Regions from separate parts of the Homo sapiens genome. Here region 2 is linked to region 1. The links are chromatin loops, found by intact Hi-C in ENCODE. Cell type or tissue: PC-3. All regions are shown on one strand. Region 1 overlaps TPK1 (thiamin pyrophosphokinase 1). Region 2 overlaps TPK1 (thiamin pyrophosphokinase 1).

The links. A loop is a pair of places that touch in the nucleus more often than their neighbours do. Peaks named below come from ENCODE experiments on the same cell type or tissue, not always from the same donor. Only the 100,000 strongest peaks of a DNase experiment are listed, where the experiment ranks them.
Region 2: a loop joins it to region 1, with 7 times the contacts of the local background. A loop is called at or near these places in 30 of 110 quality-filtered maps.

The regions. Positions count from the first base shown.
Region 1 is chr7:144,820,717-144,828,716 of GRCh38, reverse strand. All of the region lies in intron 2 of TPK1 (thiamin pyrophosphokinase 1), which reads left to right. Among named protein-coding and RNA genes, the nearest start is that of TPK1, 11 kb to the left of the region's middle. In PC-3, no CTCF peak of the experiment used is centred here; a DNase peak (open chromatin) is centred at 4,146.
Region 2 is chr7:144,734,689-144,742,688 of GRCh38, reverse strand. The region is part of intron 3 of TPK1 (thiamin pyrophosphokinase 1); the gene reads left to right. Among named protein-coding and RNA genes, the nearest start is that of TPK1, 97 kb to the left of the region's middle. In PC-3, CTCF peaks have their summits at 3,602 and 3,801 (motif pointing left); no DNase peak of the experiment used is centred here.

The sequences.
Region 1 (8,000 bases):
AAGGTTTCTCTGTTCATTCCTGCTTATCCATTATGGGCCACACATCTAATAGATGTTGTAGGAAAATAAAAAGGGTTGACAAATCTTACTGTGAAAGATTTCAGTACATAACAGGCTGTTTAGTACAACACAATGGAAATGTAATTTCGTATGTTATATAATTCAAAATTTTCTAATAGTCTCATTATAAAGGTTATGAATTTTAATTTTGTTTGTCTTATTTAATCTAAAATTATATTATTTTGACATGTGGTCAATAGAAATCACTACTAATGCTATAGTTTCCGTTTTTTGCACAGAATCTTCAAACTCAGGTGTGTAGTTTACGTATCTGGCACATCTCAATTCAGATGATAAATTTTCATTAGACATACTTGATCTGTGTTTAATTTGTGGTAATTTGTCAAATGTTTTGTTTTTATTCGTATTAGCAAGGAGTACGTCGTAGCCTTGTAAGTTTGGAAAGAACTTCATAGGCAAGGAAAAGAATATTTCTTTTCCAAAGAAAGCCTTAGAAATAGATACTAGAGATAGAACTGGACTAAAACCTAGGTTTTCTGAATGTCTATTTCCCCTAAAATTATAATGACTTTTGTTCTTGTTGTTTAAAGCAGTATTCTTGCTTTAAAACCTAGAAAACTTTCAGGGTTATTGTTGATTGGTTTTTTAAGACACTTTCTTTTTTTTTTTTTTTCCAAAGAGTGAGCAGTAGCAAGATTTATTGCAAAGAGCAAAAGAACAAAGCTTCCAAAGTGTGGAAGGGGACCCCAGCGGGTTGCCCAAGACACTTTCATCTGGTATGGTAAAGAAATCTCTGACTAAAGCTGCTGTGTAAGGATTAGCCTTATCTGCTGCTTAAGGATTGTGATATTTTTGTTATCAAGGGCTAAGATAGTGGAAGATACGAATTTGTGAATTCCAGAGTTTCAAGGATCTTATGGTACTCTCCTACCCAATCAGAAATCCTCCTACGTAGCTCTCAAATCTCTGGAATGTTTCCAGGACACTCACTGTGTTGACTGTTCATGCTTTTCTTGGCGTATAACTTATAATTGTTGGAATTCTTCTTTTTTATTTCTTTCAACCTATTTCTAATTTACTGAGACTTGCTGTTAACTACCCTTTACTTATTTTTTACTTATTACTTACTGCATTTGGTATAGTTTAACTTTTCTTCGTATTTTGTTTTATTTTCATATTTGCCTTAATATTTGCTGTCCTTTTTTTTTTTTTTTTTTTTTTTTTTGAGATGGTGTCTTGCTCTGTCGCCCAGGCTGGAGTGCAGTGGCGTGATCTCAGCTCACTGCAACCTCCACCTCCCGGGTTCATGCTATTCTCCTGCCTCAGCCTCGCGAGTAGCTGGGACCACAGGCGCCCGCCACCACGCCTGGCTAAGTTTTTGTATTTTTAGTAGAGACACGGGGTTTCACCGTGTCAGCCAGGATGGTCTCGATTTCCTGACCTCGTGATCCGCCCGCCTCGGCCTCCCAAAGTGTTGGGATTACAGGCCCGAGCCCAGCCTTTGCTGTACTTTTAATTAGATTAGTTATACTTGATGACAACATTTTGATTCATCCTTGTTGTCCGTGAGCAAATTGTTTCTCTTGCCTTAAATAAGATCTCATTAACTTTATAAGCTATCTTTTCCACATCATCTAGACAATCAATTTCCTTTGATTCAGTGGTATTTAGTCTTATGGCACCTGCCCCCCCATCTTTCCATATTAGCATTTTAATAGTTCCATGCTTTTAGAAACTAAAACTTCTAAAGTGAGTTTAAAAATAATTTTAAATCTTTAAAAAATTATCTAAATTTTTATTTTGTAGCAGTATTAGAAAAAATGGTTTTTTTAGATGAAAAAATTGAAAATATCAAGTGAGCCTGTGGGGTAGTTTTAATATTCACAATGATAAAATATTACGGCATAATTACACCAAAAAAATCTGTGGGTATTGACACATTAACACGAGATGTCTTTGAGGTTTTCTAGGAAAACGAGGTGAATTTGTGCATTAACTTCCCATCAAATACATTTTATTTTTTTTGTTGCTGTTGGTAAAATGCATCTGAAAGTTATTCTTTGTAGGTGGCAAACAAATGCTGCAACAAATGGATGTTATTCTGAGTATTTCTGTGTCTTTGTCACACCATTGTCTTTGAAGGTATTCATTTTTCACAGTGGAATAGTTTCTTTTGTTTTTATGAGTTCCAGTGAATTTAAGCTTTTGATTTACTCATAGGTCATGTGTAAGGTTTTGGCTTGCCAGCCCAATTGCTGCCAAAAAACCTTTTTTTCTTTTTTCAAAATAGGAAAACTGTTCTAGAAAAAGTTTCTTCCTAATCCAAATACACATGCTCTGAGTGAATCCTTTGGATGGGTAGGAGACCTTTGAAACCTTTACTGTTCCTGGTGTGTGTATTCCTTAGTAATCCTCTGAGATAGCCATCTGGTTTTTATGCTGGAACATGTTCAGATAGCTCAGTCTTTTTGAGAAAACATGTAGCATTATTGGACAGACAACTGATGACTAAAATATGTATTTTAAAAAAGCTGAAGTTTACCCTTAGCTCTCTATTTTCCACCGTAAATAGCATAGAAGATCTTTACTTGTTTTCTACCTAATTACCCTTCAAATACTGAAAAATCTTAATCAGATCATAGCCATTTGTTGAACAATTATTTGAGTGCCTGCCTGCTGTGTACTGGGAACCATTCTAGGCATGGGAAGACATATCAACAATTTTCTTTTCATGTAATGCTTTCCAGCCTATCCCAATATAGGTATCAGTTACCTACTTTTGGAAAATCAGATGTCCTTGTCAAGAATGCTTACTGGGACCTGTTTTCGTTATTTTATTTTATTTTATTTTGGAGATGGAGTCTCGCTCTGTTGCTCAGGCTGGAGTGCAGTGACAATCTTGGCTCACTGCAACCTCTGTCTCCCAGGTTCTATCGATCCTCCTGCCTCATCCTCCTGAGTAGCTGGGGCTACAGGTGCATGCCACCACGCCTGGCTAATTTTTTTATTTTTAGTAGAGACGGGGTTTCGCCATGTTGGCCAGGGTTCTCTTGAACTCTTGACCTCAGGTGATCTGCCCGCCTTGGCCTCCCAAAGTGCTGGGATTACAGGTGTACCACCATGCTTGGCCTGTTTTGTTATCTTAAATTGCAGCTTCTGTAGGATATTGAGAATCCTGAACAGGAAGGTCTTGATAAATCATCAGGGGAGACAATCAGTGCTTTGAGATTAAAGAAGAAATGAAAAGAGGAAGCGGGAGCAGGAAAATGGAAGGTCGCACAGTTGCATACCTTGTTTAAGTTTATAAATTTCTTTGTATGGTGCTCTAAAACCTTGTTACTTAAATTGAAATTCTTAGGCCAATAGCATTGGCATGCCTCAGTGCCTGTTAGAAAAGCAGAATCTCAGGCCCCACTTCAGACTGACTGAATAAATATCTGCATTTTAACGAGACCCTCGGTCAGCCTTAATGCTCCTTAAAATGTGAAAGGCACTACCCAAGAGGAATAGCAACTTCCTTTTAAAATAATTAAAAACACCCTCCATCACATTTCATGATAACATTTATCATTATCTAGAACTTCTTTTCAACGATTAATATCCAGTGGTTTTCTTTTGAGCTTTATTGTTGTCTGTGAAAATGTATAGTGTGATGAGGCATTCAGGACACATACCCAGTGGCAGAGGATGGCTCACCTGAGTGCGATGAGGTGATACCTTTTTCCACACCAGCAACATCTGAGGTGCATATCCACTTTTTTGGCCCTTGGTCTGCCTTTCAAAATGTCTACACGTAATGCTGATATTTTATCAATGTAATTGGTTAAGATATAACTTCAGGCTTTTCTCATATATAATTTTGTTTTGGTGTTTTATTGAGTTTGGGGGAAGTAAATCTAAAATTTTCCTTTGGAATTATTGGCCAAAAATTACTATATTATGAGATATATACACTCTATAAAGTTTGGGTGTTAAAATCACACAAACAATTTTCTTTTGGAAAATCGTTAACCAGAGAGATGTTTGTAAGTTATGCTTCTTCAGGCATTTCAATTCCTGAGTATCCCTTTACAAATGAGACATCTGTGACTGAATACATTCTTCTAGTTATGGCTTAAAGCCAAAGAAAGTAGTCACACGATCACATTCTTTTCTCTGGATGATATCATCCTATTAAATAAGCCCATGCTTTTGATTTTAAGGAATGATAGTTGAAGAGTTCTGAAGTTTGAAGTCAGTAAAGCTGTTTCTGACCTCACTTTTTTTTTTTTTTTTTTGGTGAATCTCGCATCTGAATTGGTTACTGTAAGTCAGAATATATCAAAGCTTTTTGAAAATGGAATTAAAATGGCCTCTTTGTGAAAAATACTTGTTAATACTTGTAATTATGGTTTCATTTCTATAGAGGAAACATATGTTTTCAGGCTGTTTAACATTTTATTTATTGAGCCAACTTTGTCTGTTATGCATGTAGCATCATACTAAATCCATGCAATTGAAATACATGGTCCAAGTTTCCATAGAGATTATAGCCTAGTAGGGCAAATGGATAAGCAAGTGAGACATTAGAGTACAATGTGGTAAGAGACATGTAAGGGCAACCTTGGATCACACAGGAAGGATTTGGGGGTTTATTGAAGGCTTCTGGAAAGAAGAAATATTTAAGGTGGTAAATTAACTTGTTTTAAATTTTTTATTTTTGTGATTAACACTGTGAGATATTTATGTACCTTAGTCCACTTCTGATTGTATGTTGAGTGTGTATTTCTGGGAGTAGAATTAAATAATCAAAGTTATGAGCCTGTAGGGTTTCCAGTACATGTTCCTAGGTGGCTTTCCAGAAAGGCTGTAGCAGGTTATGTGGCAGTATCAGCATATTAGTGTGTCCCTTTCAATATGTCCTTGCTGGCAGTGGATGCTCTGCAATTCTGGATGGAAATATTCATGGATTATAGCTGATCCTGCTTTTTCACTCCCGCATCGTGATTTTTGTGGTACTCTTGGTAGTACTGCCCATAATCTAAGGTGGGAAAGGTTGTCCAAGACTTGAAAATGATCAGAAAAGATTACTAGGAGTCTTTTCAGTGGAACGCTGGGCTTGTTTAGTGGATCCTGAAGTGACTAGATACAGGGTGTATACCTTTCACTTTTTTTTTGATTAGGCAATTTTGCAATGCTGTAGGGATAGAAGTTAACTAATAGTCATGCAAACGATTCTAGATGGAGTCTTACTCTGTCATCCAGGCTGGAGTGCAGTGGCACAATCTTGGCTCACTGCAACCTCTGCCACCCGGATTTAAGCAATTCTCCTGCCTCAGCCTCCCGAGTAGCTGGGATTACAGGCGCCTGCCACTGCTCTGAGCTAATTTTTGTATTTTTGGTAGAGACGGGATTTCACCATCTTGGCCAGGCTGGTTTTAAACTCCTGACCTCATGATCCACCCGCCTCGGCCTCCCAAAGTGCTGGGATTACAGGCATGAGCCACCGCGCCCGACCAAGATTCTTATCTATAATAATGCAAATGAATTTTGTCCAGTAGGATAGAATTGATTTCCACCCTGAAGAAATATCCCCAGATATTATGTTTCATTGCTCTATGGTAGACATTACTAAACTTTCAGTTTTAGTCTTCAGTGTCTCAGTAATTTTTTCATGGGGCCACCAGCACCAAATACCTAATAGTAACTTCTACTAAGTAATTGGGTCCAAAAAACCTGTTAGTAGTTCATACAGTGTCTCTGTTAGTTCAGTGAGGCACCCTGAATGCTTTGTCACTCAGCTTGGAAACCCTTCTTATAATAGATTCACCATTGATTTCAGTAATACTCCACCTACACACACACACACACACACACACACACACACACACACACACTCAAGTTTGTACTAATAATCTCATTAATTGATGAGCTGAATAATATCTTTGGCATGTGTTCCTTTTATATTTGCATGAAGGTCATGATTCTAAACCTTTTGGAAATTACACTTTAAGCACTAAATTCTCCTTAGTTTGTTGTTAATTTAAAAGGTGAGTAAATAGGTCATCTTAACTTTCTTGGAAGTCAGTTTCCTTATCTGTAAATGACCTGTCATAGACTATGAGAATTAAAAGTGAAAATGCACCTGTAAAAGCATAGCATGCAGCCTTTGAGGACAATGTACAAAGTGGGCAGGTCACACATACCTGGGAGCTTGTGGGATTCCTCAGGTGCTCATCCCACGGAAAGGACTTAGGCTAGGCTCGCCTGTGCTGCAGGGTGCCCTGTAATCACTCCAGGAGAGGAATCTCAACTGCTGCCCTCCCACCCCCACAAAAGTTCCACATATTTGCTGGAACCTCCAGGTGACTGTAATACTGTGTGTCTGGGAACTTCCAGGTTACTAGAGTGGGGAGCTTGTGTTGCTAAGCAGCTAATTTCAGCCTATTCTTGCGTTGTTAACTCTGACCTGCTGAACTAGCTCCTTGAAAAATCCAGAAATTGGGGAAGGGGAGGAGGTGAAATGAACTCCAGGACCATCTGCATTTGTATTTATGGTCCCTCACTTGTTTTTTAAAAAAGTGAAATGTATCCAGTAGTCATAACTTTGCATTTAGACAGCAGTTATATAGTTTTGTCATTTTAATTTCCATATGCTTGATCTCCATGTGCTAAGTATTACCTTCTAACTACAGAAATGACTTTATTTCGCCAAACCAGTGAGTGTTGGAGTCAACTCTAAAAATATTGTCCTCTCCTTCAAATTTTAAACTTCTAAAATTATAACTAAAATTTGGAAATAGAATAGAATATATTTAGGTTTGATGAGATATCCAAGGAATGGAAAGTAAAAGAAGCTGGCCTAAACTGAAGTACAAGGCTAGGAATGTTTATATAGGAACATCAGGCATATATTAGGACTGAGAAAAATAAGATGGTAATGGGAATTTACAAGTAGGTGTCCAATACCCAAAGCTCTAAAGTAGCTTACAAAACCAGAGTAGTTAGGGTGTGGGAAGCCTGGTGGAATGTTTATACTGTTTTGTTCAAAACTGTAAAATAGTTTCCTTGTTTATTTTTTGCTGTCTGTCTTGATCCAGGTTACTATTATCATAGGAACAATTGGTTTCTGAACGTTCTCTCTTGCCTATTATCAGTTCAACTGATTTAGTGTTATCTGTTTCAGTGGATCTGTTAGAATCTGCCTGTGACAATTCTTGTTGATTAAAAAAAAAAATGCAAGTGAAGGGAACCCATGTGCAGACCAGCTCGTACTAATGACATTCATAGAAACTAGTGATTCCGTTGAAGTGTGCATTGGACTGTGACACTAGATAACTATGAAAGGATTAGGCATATGGTGGTATTGTATACTTGAAGCCTATCATAAATTTAACCTTTCTATTACTGTTAGGAGATGAGTTATTGTTTCCACTTGCCAGGTAAGAACAATACTTGAGATGAGATCTGACGTTACGCTTTTGCCCTTGCACTGCTTTTTGAAGTGTAAATGGCTTATGTTTAGTCAATCTTCTTGTTGTGAAATTGCATCATTTTTATGCCATCCAAGAGTTAGAGCTGCTGATGCAGCTATTAGCAGACACAGAAGCACTACTCAGTTGAGACAATGTGTTAGAGGTGGGTGAGTTCTGTGAGGAATTTTCTGCTCACTTGTACCACACAATTTGTGTCATGTTTGCACTGCATAAACTGTATCATTCATTTTTATATATTTATATATGTTTGCATAATACAGGTGATTACCAGTATTTACTGAGAGCTTACTGTATGCAAGGAACTATTCCAAGTTTTCTATGTATTACCTTGTTTATTCTCACAAACATTCTTAAGGGGAATATACTGTTAGCCCCATTTTAGAAATGAGAATGCTGAGATAGGTACAGAGAGGTTGACTATCTTGCCCAAGGTCACAGGTCCAGGAAGCAGCAGAGTTGAGGTTTAGGCCCAGGTAGTCTGGCTGCAGAGCCTGTTGGGTAACC
Region 2 (8,000 bases), 86 kb after region 1:
TCATTCTTTTTTGTTACTATACTGCATCATCCTTGTTAATAAATTATTGAGACTATCTTTCTTTCCGTTCTCTTTTCCACCCAGTCTCATGTGTGCCTGTGAGTTAAATGCTAGGTACTAATAAAGGAGATGTGAAAGACTTGTACTAGTAGGGCTGATGGTACTATAACCTGTGATTTGTGCCTCTTCTGAGCCTGTGAGACCTGCCTTGTGAGACCCACTTCGCCATGTTAGTATCAGGATATTTCCCAGAGAATAACCCATCATTCTGATTAGGCTTTCCTCATCTGCTTAAAGATGTGACTGCCCTGATCAAATATTACCTTATAGTTTCCTACAAACTTCTAATTTCTAATCAGGTCACACTTTTACTCTCTGGAAGAGTGCCAGTTGAGATACTTTGTGCCTAGTAGTATTTGGTTCTCCAGAAATGACAGATGATCAATGGAGGTAAAAGAAGCCACTTGGATTCTGCAAAATGTTTACACACTCAGGTTGCTCATTTCTGTTTTTTCCCTTCACCAAGCTTCACCCATTTCTTCCTCCAGCCAAAAGTAATCCTGTCTTAATGTCATCTCGTGTGTATTTATGTGTGTGTGTGTGTGTATATGATCTCCTCCAGTGTGACTGTGTTAAGACAGTCTTTGGATGGTATCTGACTACTGTGTTGTTACATAAAATTAGGTGGTTGTTATACTTGATTACTTAATTGGGTGCCGCCATTATCTTTATTTGAACTCACCAAATAGCCCATTTTCTTTTCAGTTTTGGTGCCGTAACAAAAAGTGAGAGAAAACATTTCTCCAAAATAATCAACATACTTATCACTATTTTGTCTTCTTAAAGCATTGGTAAACAGATGTGTTTTTATTTTTTTAACTTATGGAATGGGTTGTTTTTGATTAATTTCTTCAAAGTTTGTATGATTTTTTTGCACATTTTATCTACTATCAGTGTTATTTGGAATGATTAAAATGTTAGCACCTTAGATAATGTAATAGATGAAGATGGTATTTTTAATGTTTAAGCTAGCTATTTGAAACTTTCTTTTAAAAATACACTAATAACTATTATGTTAAAAATATAACAACTGAAGGAAATTAAAGAATTGGAAAGAATAGTATTCTTTATGAGTATTTAATTTAAAGTATTTATTTAAGTCTGTTATCTAACTATGTGGAATATTGTAAAATACAGGTATCTTTCAATATGCCAAAACAACAACAACAACAATTCCAAATCCAGATAAATTAAGGACCATTTTCTAATTTTGGAAAAAACTAAATTTCTCCTAACTTTATTTTCTCAGGAAATGGAGTCTTTCCTATATAAATTTTATAAAGGTAAAGGCAATAATGTTCTTTTGAGCTTTTGGAGATAAGCATTATATAGTAGCAAATAAAGTGAAGATTTATGCTAGAACCTAGGAGGTAGAGGTCGCAGTGAGCTGAGATTGCGCCATTGCACTCCAGCTTGGGTGAAGGGACAAGACTGTCTCAAAAAAAAAAAAAAAAGTGAAGATTTATATTTCATGAGATTTAAATTTATTAATACAGCACAGACATAGATTATAAGCAATAATTAAGCTTTTAAATGGCCACATTAATGTCAGAAATTGAGGCTACATTTATTTTTCCCTTCAGCTTTTGTCTGCTTCCAATTCCTTTTGCTACCTATATTCCATATATAAACTGGTACTTTTTAACTCTGTATCCCCTCTCTCCCTCCCACCCTACAAGCCCATCTAAGTTTTGCTTTATAACTGTGCCTGGAGAATAGCAATAGGTAATTTTAATTAAAACAGTACGGAAGTTTTCCATAGGGGACTACATTTAATAGAATTGTTTTGGCTGTTTACTTTGAATATTGGATTAAGATTTATTTGTTTTCAAATTGCTAAACTGATATTAACTCTATTATTCTTAGCCTGAAATATGCTCTCTACCGCATATTTCTTTTTTCTTTTTTTGAGATGGAGCTTCACACTGTTACCCAGGCTGGAGGGCAGTGGCGCGATCTTGGCTCACTGCAGCCTCTGCCTCCCAGGTTCACATGATTCTCTTGCCTCAGCCTCCTGAGTAGCTGGGACTACAGGTGTGCACCACCACGCCCGGCTAATTTTTGTATTTTTAGTAGAGACAGGGTTTCACCATGTTGGCCAGGCTGGTCTTGAACTCCTGACCTCAAGTGATCCTCCTGCTCAGCCTCCCAAAGTGCTGGGAATACAGGCATGAGCCACCATGCCTGGCCTCTACTGGATATTTCTATGTAAGTCTCTTACCTGACACATTTGAAACCACATCTTTGTCTTAAAATCAGAACTTCGGTGGACTTACCTCCTTTTTTATTCACTAAGGCTCACTCTGTGGAGCTATTTTTAACCCACGACTTCCTTATTTTTTTTTCATCCTTATGGGTATGATCAACTATTGTCAAGTTTTTCTTTACAGTGTTTTCATATTGTTCTCATCCATTTTTACTTCCTACCTAAACTAATCTCTTCTTGATGCTAATTCTGTCCTATTTCAGCTGTTCTCTGAGTTGTCTGCTTCTGATTATTTTCCAGTTACATTTATGCTGCACGTTACCTTTTAGATTCATTTGTCTATGTTCTTGTTCTCTCAGTTCAGAAGCTTTGCAGGTGTAAACATTTCCTAGAGCGTGACATCCAGCTTCCTTAGGCTTTAAGAAGTGTTTACAATTTATATTTGAAATTTCTTTCCCATCCTTACTCATATATGTGTGTCTTCACAGGTAGACTGAGCATAAAGTCTTTGGCTTCTCTCTCTTTATGTTGGTGCTTCGTATAGCACCTTGCATGTTGTGCGCCGTTGGAGATTGTGTTGAAGAAGAGAATCTCTTTCTAAAGAAAATATTTAAATTGATGCATATTAGTTGTACATGTTTATGTGGTACATGTGATATTTGATATATGCCTACAGTGTGTCATGATCCAATCAGAGTATTTAGCATATCCATTGTCTCAAACATGTATCATTTCTCTGTGTTGGGAACACTTCAGATCTTCTGTTTTGAAATATATATTATTGTTAACTGTAGTTACACTACTGTGCTATTGAATACTAAAACTTATTCTTTCTATCTAACTTTATGTTTGTACCCATTAACCAGCCTCTCTTCATCTGCCTGTGCCATAGCCTTCCCAGCCTCTGGTTACTATCCTTCTACTCACTACCTCCATGAGATCAGCATTCCTAGCTCTTGTAATCTCTGTTACTTGTACATTTCTGTTTTTCTGCCTGCCCGCACTTCTTTCTGTGTGTCTGGCAGCCTGCCTGTCTGCCTGCTTATGCCCATTTATTTACTGTGACTTCATGTTCTACGTTTTCCATTTGAGGAAAATTGGTCTGATGTCTACTGGCTACTTCAATTTGATCCCCCCCTCCTTTTTTTCGGTGAGCACATAAACAAGTTTTTTTTTTCTTCAATGTTTACTTTTCTTCTAAAATTTAAAGACTTCTACAACCAGTTTTTTTTTTTTTTCCAGAATATCATTGCATTGCTTCCTTGAGTCCCTTATAGCATGGGAGCTCTCTGCATGTTGTATCTCAAGGGAAATTATCCTTGTAGTGTATACAGTATTTTTAAAGTGTTTCCGTGGAAAGCAGATGGACTCTTTATTTTGTGTTTCTCTGTATTTCTGATTATCCATGCAGTGGAAGTGATTAATTAATATAGATAATGGCAAGATTGTCACAGAACCATTGACTTTTACATTCAGGTAACTTATTCGTAATACTCTTTTGGCAGTTAACTGCCACCAAGTGGTGGTTGTATGCCATAGCTCTGTAACATGAACAGTGTTTCCAATAAACTGTCCACCGCAAAACCCGTAAGTTTCTATATGTTAATATCCAGCATCTTAATGAAAAATTACACTTAGCATTGTATAGTGAATTGAAAACCAGTATTTTTCAGGAAACATTAAAAAAGTAAACTTTTTTCTGTATTTTTTGTTTTTTGTTTTTGTTTTTTTTGGTTTGTTTTTGTTGTATCTTTTTCTTTGTTTTTTTTTAATTTGGCTTTTTTTCATATTTTTTAAAAAGTAAACATTTTGTGTTTCAAAGATTGCTATCAAGAAAGTGAAAGGAAACCCAGAGAATGGGAAGAAATATTTGCCAATCATATTTGCCAATCTTATATCTGATAAAAGACTTATATCTAGAACATATAAAGAATTCTTACAGCTCAATAATAAGAAAAATGATCCAATTTAGAAACGAACAAGGGATCTGAATAGACTTATTCCAGGGAAGATATACAAATGGCCAACATGCACATGAAAAGATGCCTGACATCATTAGTCATCAGGGAAATGCAAATCAAAACCCAAATGAGATACCACCTCACACCCTCTAAGATGGCTAGAGTAAAAAATTCAGATACTAGCAAGTGTTGGGGTGGATATGGAGAAAGCAGAACCCTCATATACCGCTCGTGGGAATGCAACATTGTGCAATAAATTTGGAAAACAGTCTGGCAATTCCTCAAATTGTTAAAAATAGAGTTACCATTTGACCCAGCTATTTCCACTCCTAGGTATGTACCCAAGAGAAATGAAGATATATGTCCAAACAAAACTTGTACTCAAATGTTCATAGCTGTGTTACTTATAATAGCCCAAAGGTAGAAACAACCCAAACGTCCAGTAATGGGTGGATGAATGGAAAAAACAATGGCTAAAGAATATGTTCCATTCATATAATAGAAAATTACTTGGTCAGAAAAAGGAATGATGTATTGATACATGCTGTGACATTGCTGAACCTTGAAAATATTAAGTTAAATGAAGGAATGCAGACACAGAAGAACATATTATGGTTCCATTCATATGAAATGTCCAGAACAGGCACATCTGTAGAGATACAGAATATATTAGTAGATGCTGGAGACTAGGGCAATAGGGGAGACTTACCAAAGTGTAGGGTTTCTTTTTAGGATGATGAAAATATTCTAAAATTGGTCATGATGGTTGCACAACTCTGTGATATACTAAAACCATTAATTGTACAATTTAAATGTATTAATTTTATGGCATGTGAGTTATATTTCAATAAGGTGTTACCCCCAAAAATAGACATTAAGGTGTAATTTATTATATTTTAATCTTTATTATTCCATCAATGTAATATTTGTCTTGATTAGGATGTTCACTTTTTTATGAGCTTTAACTTATAGCAAAATTTATTTTATATTCTGTCCTCACTTCTGGATATGTTCATTTTGTTCATGTGCTATAGGCCAGTGGTTCTCAAATTTAGCATGCATCAGAATTACCTGGAGGGCCCTAGCCCAGCATTTTGGATTCAGTGGGTCTGGGATAGGATTTAAGAATTAACATTCCTAACAGGTTTGTCTTACTTCCTTCTTCTTTTCCTTCCTCCCTCCCTTCTCCCCCTCCCTTATTCACTTGCCTCCTCTCTACTCTACTGCCCTGCCCTTCCCTCCCCTCCCCTCCCTCCCTCCCTCCTTTCCTTCCTTCTTCCCCCACGTTTTTTCTTTTCTTTCTCTTTCTCTCTTTCCCTTTCCCTTTTCCTTTCCTTTCCTTTTCTTTTTTCTTTTCTTCTCTTTTTTCTTTTTTTTCTCTTTCTCTTCTCTTTTCTTTTCTCTCTTCTCTTCTCTTTTTTCTTTTCTTTCTCTCCTCCCTCCTTTGCCTCCCTCTGGTCTGGTTTGATAACCAGTGGCTTAGGTCTTAGGGGAACATTTTTGTTTTAGCACAACTTTTATTAGATTCTGAGATAATGGCCTTCATAGATTTAGACTTCAGCCCTACTAAAGTCTCATATAGCATCAATTCTTGTCTTTTACCAGTGAGAACATAGCTTTTTAATATTATATTTCCTTTTGTGAATACTTCCCTTCTCCTCTCTGCATGATAAGTTTGATGTTTAAGTGAAAGCTTTTGTTTACTGGGTTTTAATTTTGATTTTCTTTAACATTTACGGCAACTGCTTCTTTGAAAATATCCCCTTAGAAAGCTTAGAAATTCTGTAATACTACAGAAAATAAAATATTTTGAACAGAAAAAAGTTAATTTCTTTAAAAAGTGATACATTTATGAAGCTAGGCAAAAATGTCAGTTGTTACCATATTTTGGTGTACTTCGCTGTTTTTAGTACTTATTATTTTAATTCCCAGATCAAAGAGGGATCTTTGTTTATTTTAATTAGAACACTCTTGTTTACAATATTTTTACTAGGGTGAGCTTTATGTGGAAGAGTGTGACAAGCTATCATTATTAGCATTAAATTCTTAATTAAAGACACTGTTTTCTGAAGAAATTTGTCTTCTTGATTTAAAACAAACAAGCAAAGTGTTTAGTGAAAAGGACATATCCTTAGGATTATGTCACTATAAAGTTCTTAAGCCTCTTGTCCAATGTTGCAAATTAATAATGTTCAAAATGCTTATTAGGTTAAAAAATGAGTGAGCTCCATGAGCTGAGGAGCTAGCAGATTGCCGGGATTACAAAGACAACGAGACAGGACCCTTTCCTTAGCAGGATTTACAATCTGTAAGTGTGTGTTATAAATCAATCAGTGAGGATTTATGTATCATCCGGGATTTTACCAATGTACTGTGCAGGATGCTTGAAAGGAAATTTGAGAGGCAGATAAGGAAGGCTGTGCCCTTGAGAGTTTTTAACCTGTACTGAAGATGAAACCCAGCACAAGAAATAACCACCTGTATGCGTGTCGTATTTTGTGTGGTGGGGAGTATGCATGCTGCTGCAATTCTAAAAGGGACTTTAGGGATTGAGCAGAGATCTGCGTGGATGCACACACGTCAGGAGTTGGCTGAAAAACTGCTGCAGGCAAAAATGCCATCGCTGATAATAAATTGTAAGGAGATCAAAAGTGATGTTTCAAAAAGGAAAAAAAAAAAAAACACCAGGGCATAGAATTCTTTATTTATTATGCTGGTGTGGAAGGGAACAGCTGTTATCTTTCAAACTGAAGAATCCTGACTGACACTGACCAGTTTAGTGCCTCTCTCTTCTACTGTATTATAGAGGATGTTTTTTCTTGGGCTTTGGCTGGCATGACAGTGTTCAAGGATCCTTCTGGAAAAGTAGAAGAACCTGGAAGCCAAAAACCCAGCCAGGTTATACTTAAAATATTTCACAATGTTGAAGTAAAGTATGCCACTAGGATTAAGAATTCTACTTTATGAGCAGAGGCAGAAATGTAATGAAAAAGATTGTAATATAGAGAATATTAGAAGCAACCTACTACCTTGGACTTATCTGCCACATTTGAGTGTTAGAACAGTCTCGAGTCCTAATAACCGTGGAAAATTTGATTACAAACATCCATTTTTAGCCAAAGAATTGGATTGTCTGTCCTTCATGTAACAGTAACAGTTACATTGGAAGACTTGTATGGAGAATGTCATGTAGCACAGTTAGGCACTATCTCCTGAAAACAGTTTGAATTTAACCTAAAACTTTTTTACTCATTATAGTTGTTTTATGTATGTGTATTGAATTGCAGTCAAATATTGTAATTATTATATCAGTATAGTCTTGCCTAGGCCTTATGACTTTTAATTAATGAGAACATGCTTCCTTGACTTAGCCAGATTTTTAAATTGAGGAGAGATGCTTGCTAGGGTGAATTAGCCAACAGTTTATAAATACGATGGATAGATAATACCTATTCACATTTTTTTACCTTATTGCAAAAAATTTAATAAGGAAACTTGAATCAGTCAATTTAAACTGTTTTGTAACACTGCTGATTTAAACGTCTTCAAAATATTTTCCTCATCTATAGAGACTATGTGATTGTATCAGACCCTTATATCACATGTGAAAATATTTCCAAATACATAAAAATACATAAATGTAAAAAAGAAAAACAAAAATTTTTGAAGGCAATCAGGATATATATGAATGTAGGATTAGGGAAGGTCTTTCTCATCTAGGATTGGAAACCTAGAAGTTTAAAAGCTAGGAGTATTTGACTGTTTAAAAGTTA